Linked DNA regions of Homo sapiens: region 2 is linked to region 1. A link is a loop called in an ENCODE intact Hi-C map of the cell type or tissue named here. Cell type or tissue: HCT116. All regions are shown on one strand. Each heading gives the region's core, and the rest is flanking DNA. Links, peaks and the distances in the headings are about the cores only. Region 1 has its middle 47 kb from the start of SYT7. Region 2 overlaps SYT7 (synaptotagmin 7).

Evidence for each region. Peaks named below come from ENCODE experiments on the same cell type or tissue, not always from the same donor. Only the 100,000 strongest peaks of a DNase experiment are listed, where the experiment ranks them.
Region 2: it touches region 1 in a loop (5-fold over the local background); 34 of 110 quality-filtered maps call a loop at or near these places.

The regions. Positions count from the first base shown.
Region 1 is chr11:61,625,691-61,631,168 of GRCh38, forward strand. It overlaps the pseudogene RPLP0P2. Among named protein-coding and RNA genes, the nearest start is that of SYT7, 47 kb to the left of the region's middle. RefSeq lists enhancers at 474-1,036, 1,037-1,597, 2,953-3,934 and a silencer at 2,467-2,761. In HCT116, for the core only: a CTCF peak has its summit at 2,632 (motif pointing left); DNase peaks (open chromatin) are centred at 1,218 and 2,611; H3K4me3 peaks cover 763 bases; H3K27ac peaks cover 1,932 bases.
Region 2 is chr11:61,529,988-61,535,243 of GRCh38, forward strand. SYT7 (synaptotagmin 7) reads right to left here. Exons shown (of 13, transcript NM_001365809.2): 8 at 3,002-3,137. Among named protein-coding and RNA genes, the nearest start is that of LRRC10B, 24 kb to the left of the region's middle. RefSeq lists enhancers at 1-475, 3,955-4,894, 4,895-5,256. In HCT116, for the core only: a CTCF peak has its summit at 2,359; no DNase peak of the experiment used is centred there.

The DNA of each region.
Region 1 (5,478 bases), core at 187-5,186:
AAGATAGCTGCTCCTGCTCGAGCAATCACATGCATATTCCTTTCCAGCAGAAAGGGAGAAGAGGTAACAGGGTGCAACCTGCTGCCTCTGAGTGGCACTTCTTCTTACAACTTATACACATGGCCATACCTGGCTGTAAGGGAGGCTGGGAAATGTAGCTTGTATTTCAGGGGGTTGTTTGCCCAGCAAAAATCAGGGGTTCCGTGGCAAAGAAGACAGAACAGATGTTGGGGAATAGTTATAGTCTCTGGCACACCATGGTATTCCTCCATTCCACGGGGAAAGATGGCCATGTACTTTCTGGTACTCTGCTCCAGGTGACCTTGTTCTTGTATGTTACATGTTCTTGTGTGTTACTCTTTTTTTTTTTGAGATGGGATCTTGCTCTGTTGCCCAGGCTGGAGTTCAGTGGCACAATCTCAGCTCACTGCAACCTCCGCCTCCCAGGTTCAAGCGATTCTTTTGCCTCAGCCTCCCGAGTAGCTGGGATTAGAGGTGTGCACCACCACGCCCAGCTAATTTTTGTATTTTTAGTAAAGACAGGGTTTCACCATGTTAGCCAGGCTGGTCTCGAACCCCTGACCTCAAGTGACCACCTGCCTCAACCTCCCCAAGTGCTGGGATTATAAGGCGTGAGCCATTGCACCCGGCCTTGTGTGTTACTCTTTTTTTTTTTTATTATACTTTAAGTTTTAGGGTACATGTGCACATTGTGCAGGTTAGTTACATATGTATACATGTGCCATGCTGGTGCGCTGCACCCACTAACTCGTCATCTAGCATTAGGTATATCTCCCGATGCTATCCCTCCCCCCTCCCCCCATTGTGTGTTACTCTTAACTCCTCACCACAAAACCAGAACGGCCCTGAGACCAAGACTCAGGTCTCCAGAACAAAGCCCTTAGCCTGACATTCAGGGCCCTTGGCCACTGGGTCTCAGGAACTGCCGCAGTCCCTTGCAGCCTGTGTCCAGCCTCTCAGAGCCACCTGCCTGCTCCATTCCTTGCTTCCCCAGACTGTTCCTTCTGCCTGAATGGCCCTCCTGGACCTCCAATGCCAGGGGCACTCCTATCCAACCTCGAAGAGATTGCTCTGTCAGTGCAGCCTTGCAGGGCCTCGCTGGGGGAGAATCAGAATTCCTTTCTCCTGCCCTCCCTTGGGCTTCCGGAGCCTTCCGTCATCCTCTATTTATAGTTCAAGTCAGGTGCCCCTGGACATGTTGCTGGGAGGGAAGGGCCTCAGCTGGGAGAGCCGGTTCTGTGACCTGCTGGGGAAGGGCTGGGATTTTCCAGGATGCCTCCTCTAGCCCTATAGTCCCCTTGGCTACCTCTGTCTACGGGGAAATGGAGCCCCCTACCTGGACAGCCTTAATCCGGTGCACCTGGTGGCTGCTTGTCTCCTTGGCTTTGCTGTGAGCCCTGGGGCCTGGGGATGGGCTTCTCTCCAGCCCTGGGCCTGCTCCTGCCTCTGCTGTGGTGAGGTGACCTGAGTAACGGGTTGGGTTAGGTGGTCTCTATGTTGGTAGGGGTCTCAGTAGGGTCAGGCTTGCTCTAGGAGAGAGTCACAGTTGCTAGAGTTGAGTATAGAGGGCAGGAACCAGCTGTAACTTTGCAAAGCTCTGTCCTGGGATGCTCGGCTTCCCTCCTGTTGTCCTCCACCTTCCAGAAAGCCCAGCAGGGAGAGATGAGCACTGTGTCCCCAAACTCAATGTCACTGTCACCTCCCCTCACCCAGCCCAGCCACTCCCCGTCAGCTCCAGACCAACTCGGAATACTCGGGAAGGTTGATCCTTCGACTTCCTCAAGCCATTGCTCAACATCCCCCAATCACAGCCTCCCCAACTCCCATCTCCAAAGGCCTCCTTCCTCCCCAGATCCCCGGCTGTCACCATCCTCATTCTTCTAACAAGCTGACAAACTTGAATTCTGAGCGAGCATGACCTGGGGTCTTGGGCCTGAGCCGCAGCCCTCTGCCTCCACCCCATCCCCCACTTACATGCCCACTTTCAGATACAGACACGGACCCTGATGCCAAGGACATCCACTGGCTGAATGCCTCCTCCTGCCCTTTCACGAGCTCCCATGCCTGGCCCTGACTACCTGCACGCAGCCCTGGACCCTCAAGTGACTGTAGGAACCCCCTCTACGAGACTCAGCCCTTTTGCCACCAGTGGGACTTGCAGGCCCAGCTGACCAGCACCTTCTTGCCTGCTGTGGGCCATGTGACCGACGGAATCCCACCACATCTGCCGTGAGCCTCGCCTGAATCAGGACCAAGTTTAGGTTTTCAGAATCAGACGGACGTGACTATGTGACCTGGGGCAAGTGACTAACCCTCTCTGAGCCTCTGACATTTATAGCTGACTCCAATCTGATACATGGGCTCCCCAGGGGCCTGAGGAGGGAAGGTTTGAAACCTCACTCTTCCCTCCCTTGCCCTTGGAAGGTGAGAGCAGGAGGCTCCTTCATGGAGGTGGCTAGGATGGGGAGGGAGGACCAGGAAGCTTCCTGACCTTGCCCCAGGAGCTGGCAGCCCCCAGTCCCACCTTGTCCAGAGATCACTCAGGGGAAACCACTCTGGCTGAGGGATTCAGGTGCTGGTGCCAACTAGGAGAAGCAGTCTAGGGCGCCTCCCAGTGGACACCAAGGGAACGTCTATTCTGGCTGGCCCTTGGTCCAGCCCTGTGATTTTAGCCCTTGGCATGCAGTCAGGCTCCAGTACTGACCCCAGCACCAGCAGTGGCAAATTGCACCTCATTTGAGGAATCTCAGTTTCCTCTTCCACAAAACGGAAATAATGATAACATCACCACACAAGACCACAGTGAGGCTTCCTTCGGACGACCCAGGCGACCCGCCTTCCACACTAATGTTTTCCAGGTCTAGAGAGGCCAGGGCTTGCCTGGGGACCACAGTGAGATGTGGTGAGGAGCCAGGGGTTCAGGCTCTCAGGCTCCTGGTCCACTGCTCTTTCCACTGCTGGGAGGTGCCTCAATGTAACCTTGGACTCTCCAGGCCTATTAACTCCTCCGTGTAGCTCTGGAAGTTTTCAGATGTTTTAGTGCTATTAACATGCCTGTCCCAGGAACAAGCTTACAAATGCATCCAATTAACCTTCTGCCAACAATTCTGGGACGTGATTTCTTTTCCAGCCTTTGCAGGGAGATCTCTCTTCCCATCTCCTTCCTGGAAGACAGAAGCCTTGTGCGAGCCCCTTGTGTGATGTCACCCCAGCTAGGGCCACCGGACGTTGGTCCTCAGCAGGGAGACTTTGGGTCCTCCACCAGGACCCAGGGCTGACCTGCATGGCCAGGCCCCATGGCCTGGGTAGAACCTTGTTTCTGCTCCAGGTAAGGAATTGCAGGGGTGAGGGTGTGTGGAGGAAAGGGGCCTCCACAGTGGGGAAGGGGGCTACAGAGGGAATCCCAGCCCCAGCCCCAGCCCCAGAGGACCCATTTATTTGCTCTCTAACTGTGGTGAAGGGGCCCTTTCTGAAATGCAAGCAGCTCCCGAGTTCCTCTACGGCAGTGTCGGGCTGGTGCTGGGCATTGAGCGGGGCAGGAGAGGAATTCAGCCACGCCAGGTGCTGTGGCTGTGCCGCGGGCTATTTTCACGTAGGCCGTGTGTTCCTCCGGAGGTGGCTGGCCGTGGGGCTCCTGGAATTGTGGGCTGGAGCCCTCCTGCTCCCTCTGGCTGGGTCTCTATTGCTGTAGCCCCTAGAATCACCTCTTACAGCCTTGAAAGGCCCAGGGGGACTTGACTCTGAGGCTAGGAACCCTCGGGTGGGAGGGACGTGTTCATAAACACATGCACACTGTGCCATACTAGCTTTTAGACAGACAAAGACAGAGACTGGGTGACCACATGACCTTCAGGACTCACACAACAACACACACACACACACACAAGGGTGAGGGCAAAGGAGAAGCGCCCAGGCAGGCCCTGGGGGAGGGGGGCGGAGAGCCAAGGGTATGAACTGTGAACAATTAGTGGGAGCCATAGGGCCCCTGGGGGAGCAGAGAAGGAACATGTCCCCCTTCCCGACCGGATGGCCTTGCCCAAGGCCCCCACCAAGCAGTGGGGGGTGGGGCAGGGGGTGGGGAGTGAGGACAAGGGCCTGAAGCTGGTAACCTGCCCCTGGGCGAGATGGCTCTGGGAGGCGATGGAGACGCTCACCCCCTCCCTGCTTCCCAGCTGAACTGGACTTTCACAGTCTCTCTGCTCTTTCCTCACCGCCTCTTCCCACCCTCACCTTTCCCTCTTCTCCCAGCTCACCTAGCCCCTGCCCGCACTGAGGGGGACATAGCCCCCAACACCTCCTTGGCTTTGCAGATGCTATCCCCCTTGCCTGGAATCCCCCTGCTGCCACCGCCTTTTGCCTTCACCCCACTCTCCTGACAAACACCAGCTCACTTGCAAGGCCCAGCTCAACGCCTCTTTCTCTGAGAAGGCTTCCCACCACCTCTCTCCTCCTGGCAGAATTCATCTGTGTTCCCCAGTGCTCCCGGGGCCCTTGCACAGACCTCTGCGGCTCCAAAGGCTTCCTGCTGTAATACTCTGTGCACACAGCTGAATCCCTGACTCCACTCTGCTGAGAAGGTTGTGCTTTTTTCTATTTTGTACCGAGGGCAACGGGAGGCCATGGAACAGTTTCAAAGGAGCTATGCAACAGGATTAAATTTGTGCTTTGAAAGATCACCGGGGCAGCCGCGTGGCAGACGAAGGCAGGGAGAGGACAGAGGCAGGGAGAGGACGGAGGCAGGGAGAGGGTACAGGAGGCTTCTGTCATTGTCCAGAATGGAGTCTCAGCCGTGGAGACGGAGGTGGAGGTGGGAGAGGTGGAAGGATTCCAGAGATATTTGGAGGAAAGCTTCCCCCTGGCCAGTGGTCCCCAAGCCTGGCTGTGCACCCAAATTCCCCGGGCAGATTTTAAAAAAATAGGTTTCTGGGGTCTACTCAAGATGCCCTTAAACGGGATCTCAGGGGCTAGAGCCAGAATCTGTTTTTTTGTTTTGTTTTGTTTTGTTTTGTTTTGTTTAGATGGAGTCTCACTCTGTCCCCCAGCCTGGAGTGCAGTGACGTGATCTCGGCTCACTGCAACCTCCACCTCCTGGGTTCAAGTGATTCTCCTGCCTCAGCCTCCCGAGTAGCTGGGATTACAGTTATCTGCCACTACGCCCAGCTAACTTTTTGTATTTTTTGTAGAGATGGGATTTTGCCGTGTTGGCCAGGTTTTTCTTGAACTCCTGACCTGGTGATTCACTTGCCTCAGACTCCCAAAGTGCTGGGATCACAGGTGTGAGCCACCGTGCCTGGCCCAGGATCTTTTTTTTTTTTTTTGATTATCATTACGAGGCCGGGCATGGTGGCTCATGCCTGTAATCCAGCACTTTGGGAGACTGAGGCGGGTGGATCACCTGAGGCCCGGAGTTCAAGACCAGCCTGGCTAAAATGGTGAAACCCTGTCTCTACTAAAAAT
Region 2 (5,256 bases), core at 257-5,256, 96 kb before region 1:
CCTGCCCTGTGCCCTGTGCCTTGTCCTCACTGACCTCTTACAACATCCCAATGAGGCAAGCACTCCCGCTGGAACACGTGGAACACAGCTGGAACAGTTTCCCGGTGTTCCAACTGTGGCTGCGAGCACAGACAGGTTAGGTCACTTGCCTCAAGTCACCTGCGATTGAATGGCCAGTGGGAATGGAACCCAGTTTATCGGCCAGGAATCCTGAGTGCCCTTCCACCTGCGCCTTGCTCTTGCCCTCAGATCTACAGTCTGAGGCTTTACCCCGGTCCTGCCTAGTTGGGGGCACCGAGCTGCCTTACAGCAGAAGATGTTCCCTCCAGCCCCCACCCCTTGGCCGATCCAGACAAACCTGCAAGCGCCACCGCAGGCCCATTGAGAATGTGGCTTTCCTGCCCACAGCCTGCTTTTTCCCGACGCTCTTTTCCCTGCTCATGCCAGCCCCACACCCTTTGACCCTGTTTTTACATCTGCAGAGTGGGGACCATGAGACCTACTTTGCGGGGTCCTGGGAGAGCTAGAAGGGGTTCCTTCTAGAGTTCTGCCCCGCGACCTGACCCACTGGCAGAGGGATCGAGCACCTGGGGCATAGCATGGGTAGACAGTGCCAGCAAAGATCACTCGCCCTCCCCCTTGCTTCTGAAGTTGGGGTGGAGTTGCTGGTGACTGAAGCCCAGCTGGCCTCAGCCCCACCTGAGGTCCCTCTGGTCCCTTGGCTCCTGGCTGCCAAACAGTGTGGTCTTGGGAAGGCCTGGGCTGGCCAGGTAGGTTTCACCTGGGAAAGGGGTGGCAGCTCTATGCCCACTCCCAGCCTTCTTAAGCCACAACCCTGAGCCCTACTTACTCAGCTGGGACAGAGCCATCTCTGTGGCAGCCAGGTTGGCCACCCCATCACAGTCAGGGAAGGTGCTTCCTGAGCGCTTGCACCAGCAGAAGTCAGCCTCGAAAAGCAGCAAGCCACCCCTATACCAGGGCAGGAGGTGCCCAGAAGCAGGTGTGGCCTCGCCTCTTCTCAGACACCTCTGCCCCTCAGCTCCTTCTTTGGCCAGCTCTGGGTGCTTAACTCTTGTCTCTTGACCCCCAGATTCCACAGCCCAGGGTCCAGAGACCAGGACAGGCTGAGGTCACAGTGGGCTGATTCTGCCCTGCTTATCTTATCATGGCTGTTAACATCAACGACCTAGCATTGGCACAGAGCTGTGCAATTAGACTCTGCCCTCCCACCTCTGAGCATCCTCCCAGCACAGGAGAGGGAGATGAGGCCTGCCCTTCCTTCCGCTGGCTGCAGCTGTCGGCCCTTCCCTGGGGGCAGCAAGGGGCAGGCAAGCTGGCTGGGAAGGGGCTGTCCCTTCTGGGAACCTGGCTGCCAGGAAGCTGTAACCAATTAAGGGGCTGTGCAGGGAGGCAGGGTGGGCTGTGGCAATGGCCCATCCAGAAGAGAAGACAGCTGGGGCCAGTCTTCCTGGGGGGGGGAAGATGGAAGGAGGGCAGTGGAGGGCCAGACACACAGGGGCCTGGTGGGCAGGGAGAAGGGGAGAGGTGGGGAGGCCCAAGGTGACCAGATCTAGGATGTGGAAAATCTGATGCTCTAATGTGGATTCAAGAAAACCACAGGATAGACCGGGCGCAGTGGCTCATGCCTGTAATCACAGCACTTTGGGAGGCCGAGGCAGGTGGATCACTTGAGGCTAAGAGTTTGAGACTGGCCTGGCCAACATGGTGAAACCCCGTCTCTACTAAAAATAGAAAAATTAGCCGGGCGTGGTGGTGTACTACTGTAATCCCAGCTACTCGGGAGGCTGAGGGAGGAGAATCACTTGAGCTCGGGAGGCAGATGTTGCAGTGAGTTGAGATTGTGCCACTGCACTCCAGCCTGGGGGACAGAGTGATTCTGTCTCAAAAAAAAAAAAAAAAAAAAAAAAGCAGGCTCTTAGGCCCCACCGAAGGCCCATTGACCAGGAATCTGCATTTTACCAAGGTTCCCGGCTGATTCCTGTGCACGTAGCAATTTGAGAAACGCCAGGCTAGAAGGGGCAGTGGGGATGGATGGTTAGAGCTGGCTGGAACCCTACATGGCAGAAGGGTGGGGGCTCTGGTGCCAGGGCAGTAGGGGAGGGCTGGGAGCTCCCAAGCCTACTTCTTTCTCTCTACAGAAGGGAGGGGTTGAATCCAAGGAGATGAAGTGTCCCAGGTCAAGTCCAGTAGGAACAGAGCAGGTGCTGGGTTCCCAGCCTCATCGCCTCTTCAAGCCTTCCTGAGACTTCTGAGCTAATCCCCAGTTTTCTCCCTCCAGGGCCTCTTTGGAAAGTACAGGTGGGGCAAGTGGCTGTGACTCACTGCTGCCCCCCTGGGGGCACCATGGGAACCACAACCTCTGTCTGGGCCAAACAACCTAGAACTAGGATCCCACAGGGTTGGTGGCATCTGGTGGGGCGTGGGTGTGGACAGGAGCCCCCATCACAGCTGTCCCCTCAGAGGAGCCGGGACCAGTGGATTCCTGCTCTCCTGTTCTCAGGGGCCACCAGCCATGGGAATGGGGCAGGTCACTGGGCTAGGCATTCTACCCCAGACCTCCAATTAAGGGGACATCACTCTCAGGAGGGGACATCTTCTGCCCTGAGTCCTCTGCCCACCAGCCTTTCCCTCTAGGATCCTGAAAGTATCTTGCATGAGTGGGTTTTCTTTGGCCCCTTCTCAATCCACAAAGGGATCCAAGCAGGATGGGTATTCTTATTTTCACTTGTCAAAGGAAGAAACTGAGACATGGAGAAGATATTTTGGTGAAAGAGCTGGGAAGCAAACCCAGGCCTTGGACGCTCAGTCACCAAGCGCCGAGTGGCCACCATGCTGGGCCTGGCTCTCCAGGCTGCTTCTGACCCAGTTCCCTGCCTGGCCACTCCCATGCTGTTAATCATTCCCACACACATCCCTCTTCTTCCTGCCCCTGGCCTCCCAGCCCAGTTCCTTGGAGCAGCGCAGGCTCCCTCATTCTCACCATGAGCATCTCGCTGGTGAGGGAGTTGACGAGGTCTGAGACGGAGGAACGTGGCTCGGTCCGGCGGTCGGACTCATCGTGGGGTGTCTGGCCTGGCACGGGGGCTGTGTTCACCGCCTTCCCTCCTGCAGGCAACCTGAGGGCAGGGGAGTCCAAATGAGATTGGGCTGGGAAGTGAGCTGCGTTGGGCACCCCGGCCTGGGGGGTGGCAGGACCTTCTCTGAAGACCCCAGCAGCTGCCATGCCCGGCGGGCCGGCAGGAGCGGTACTCCAGTCCACGTGGACACCTGGTTTTCCCTGGAGACCCATGCCCGGGGCCCATTCTCCTTGCAGCCTCTACCCCAGGCGACTGTGGCTTAACTACTCCTATAGGGGATATTTTGGGGGGTGTCCCCATTCTTCCTGTTCCCCAGAAACCCCCCACCCTCCAGTCATTGGCTTGCATAGTCGGTCTCTGAGGTGGCCACTGCCCCCAGTCCTCAGAGGCTTGTTCTATCCCATCCGCCCCCAGCCTGGAAGGGGGAGGCTCCACCGTGGTGTGGTGTGTCCAGGTGCCTCTCCGCGTCATTACCCTCTGCAAACACGCCCAGAATGTCTGTTTCCCAGATGCCCCACCTGTGTTTGCTTGGGCTCATCAAGAGTTCTCTTCCCACCCTCCAGACGTGAGACTGACCAGGTGAGGTCAGGACAACTCTCCACAGTGACAGAGTGTTCTGTATTTGTGCTGTCCAGTGGAGCAGCCACATGCCACACGTGTGCACTTGAGCATTTGCAATGTGGCCAGTGTGGCTGAGAGCTGAAATTTTAATTTTGTTGAATGTAAGCTCATTTAGTTTAATGGCCCCATATTGGATAGGGTGAGCCTACACCCCCTTGCTCCTCAGTTCCCATCCTTCTCCCACTTGCTGAAGACTGTGCATTTGGTAAGGCTCTCACCCAGGGTCACAGAAAGACGGGCACCACCGAGAAGCCCTGTCTGTACCTGACTCCATGCCGTTCCCAGGATGCTGGGTTCTTTGACCCAATGGCTGGGTGGTGAGCCCAGGCTCCGTTCAGCTGGGGGTCAGGAAGGGGGCACTAAAAGCCTGCCCAGGGACCAGGATGGAATGTCCCATGAGGAGGAAGAGAGGTAGGGGTAGGTAGGGAGGAGGAGACGGGGGACCAGTAGCATGAGGCTCAGGACAGGCTAAAATAGAACAGCTTTGAGAGCACACAGCCACAAACTGGGAGCCACACGCTGAGGGTGGACATGAGCCATGGCCCTCTGGTAGAGACCAGCCTCCAGCACACAGGTGACCACGACAGGCACAGACAGACATGCATGGAATATGCCAGGCCCTGGAGGGGAGACATCAGGATCCCAAAGCAGGGTGCACGTGCGCACACACACACGCACATGCATGCACACACATGTACACACGCACGCACACATGCGCATACACACACGCACACGCACGCACACACGCACGTGCGTGCATATGTACACACACACATGCACATGAGCCCCACAGACATCCAGAGGGGCAGGGAGAGGATGGCAGAGGCCACAGTCAGGCCAACCACAGCAGCAGTGACGACACACATACAGCGATGGCACGCAGGGATCCCGAGAGGAGATGCACTGGGGAGACCCAGGCATGCCACGTGTGCACGTGAAGGGAGACAAACTGAAACGGAAAGGGCAGGGAGTGGTTTCAGGGCCCAACATCCTGATTATCAGAAGCACGATACACCTGCTGTGACAACCTGGCCCTGCCTCTACAACACGGAAACGCCCACTCCACCCAGCGACACGCGGGCGCCCCTCCCAGAGGGCCATGGCACACATGGACATGTGGACACGCACGCACCACATACACACACACACACACACGAGAGGACACGTGCTCACACGGGCAGGCAGGGGGAAGGAAAGGAGCCCGAAACAGCTGGAGAGGTAAAGTCAGGTTAGAAACAGAGTGGAAGAGCAGGGAGAGTGTGAGATTGACTGCTGAAGATATGAGAACGTTAGAGTTATTTGGCCACGCTGCAGCGTCGGCACAGCTGCCAAGCAGCCTGGGAAAGATAGTCAGCGCCACTGAAGCTGTCGGAGGTCACAGGACAGAGAGACAGAGGTGAGAGGCACAGAGAGAGGCAGAGGGAGAGGCCGAGGGGCCCATCACCGGCCCAGGGCAGCCCTGTGAGGAGCAGATGGGAGAAAGGAGACAGAAGGAGAGAGAGGCCAAGAAAGTTAGTCAGAGACGGGCGAAGGCTGC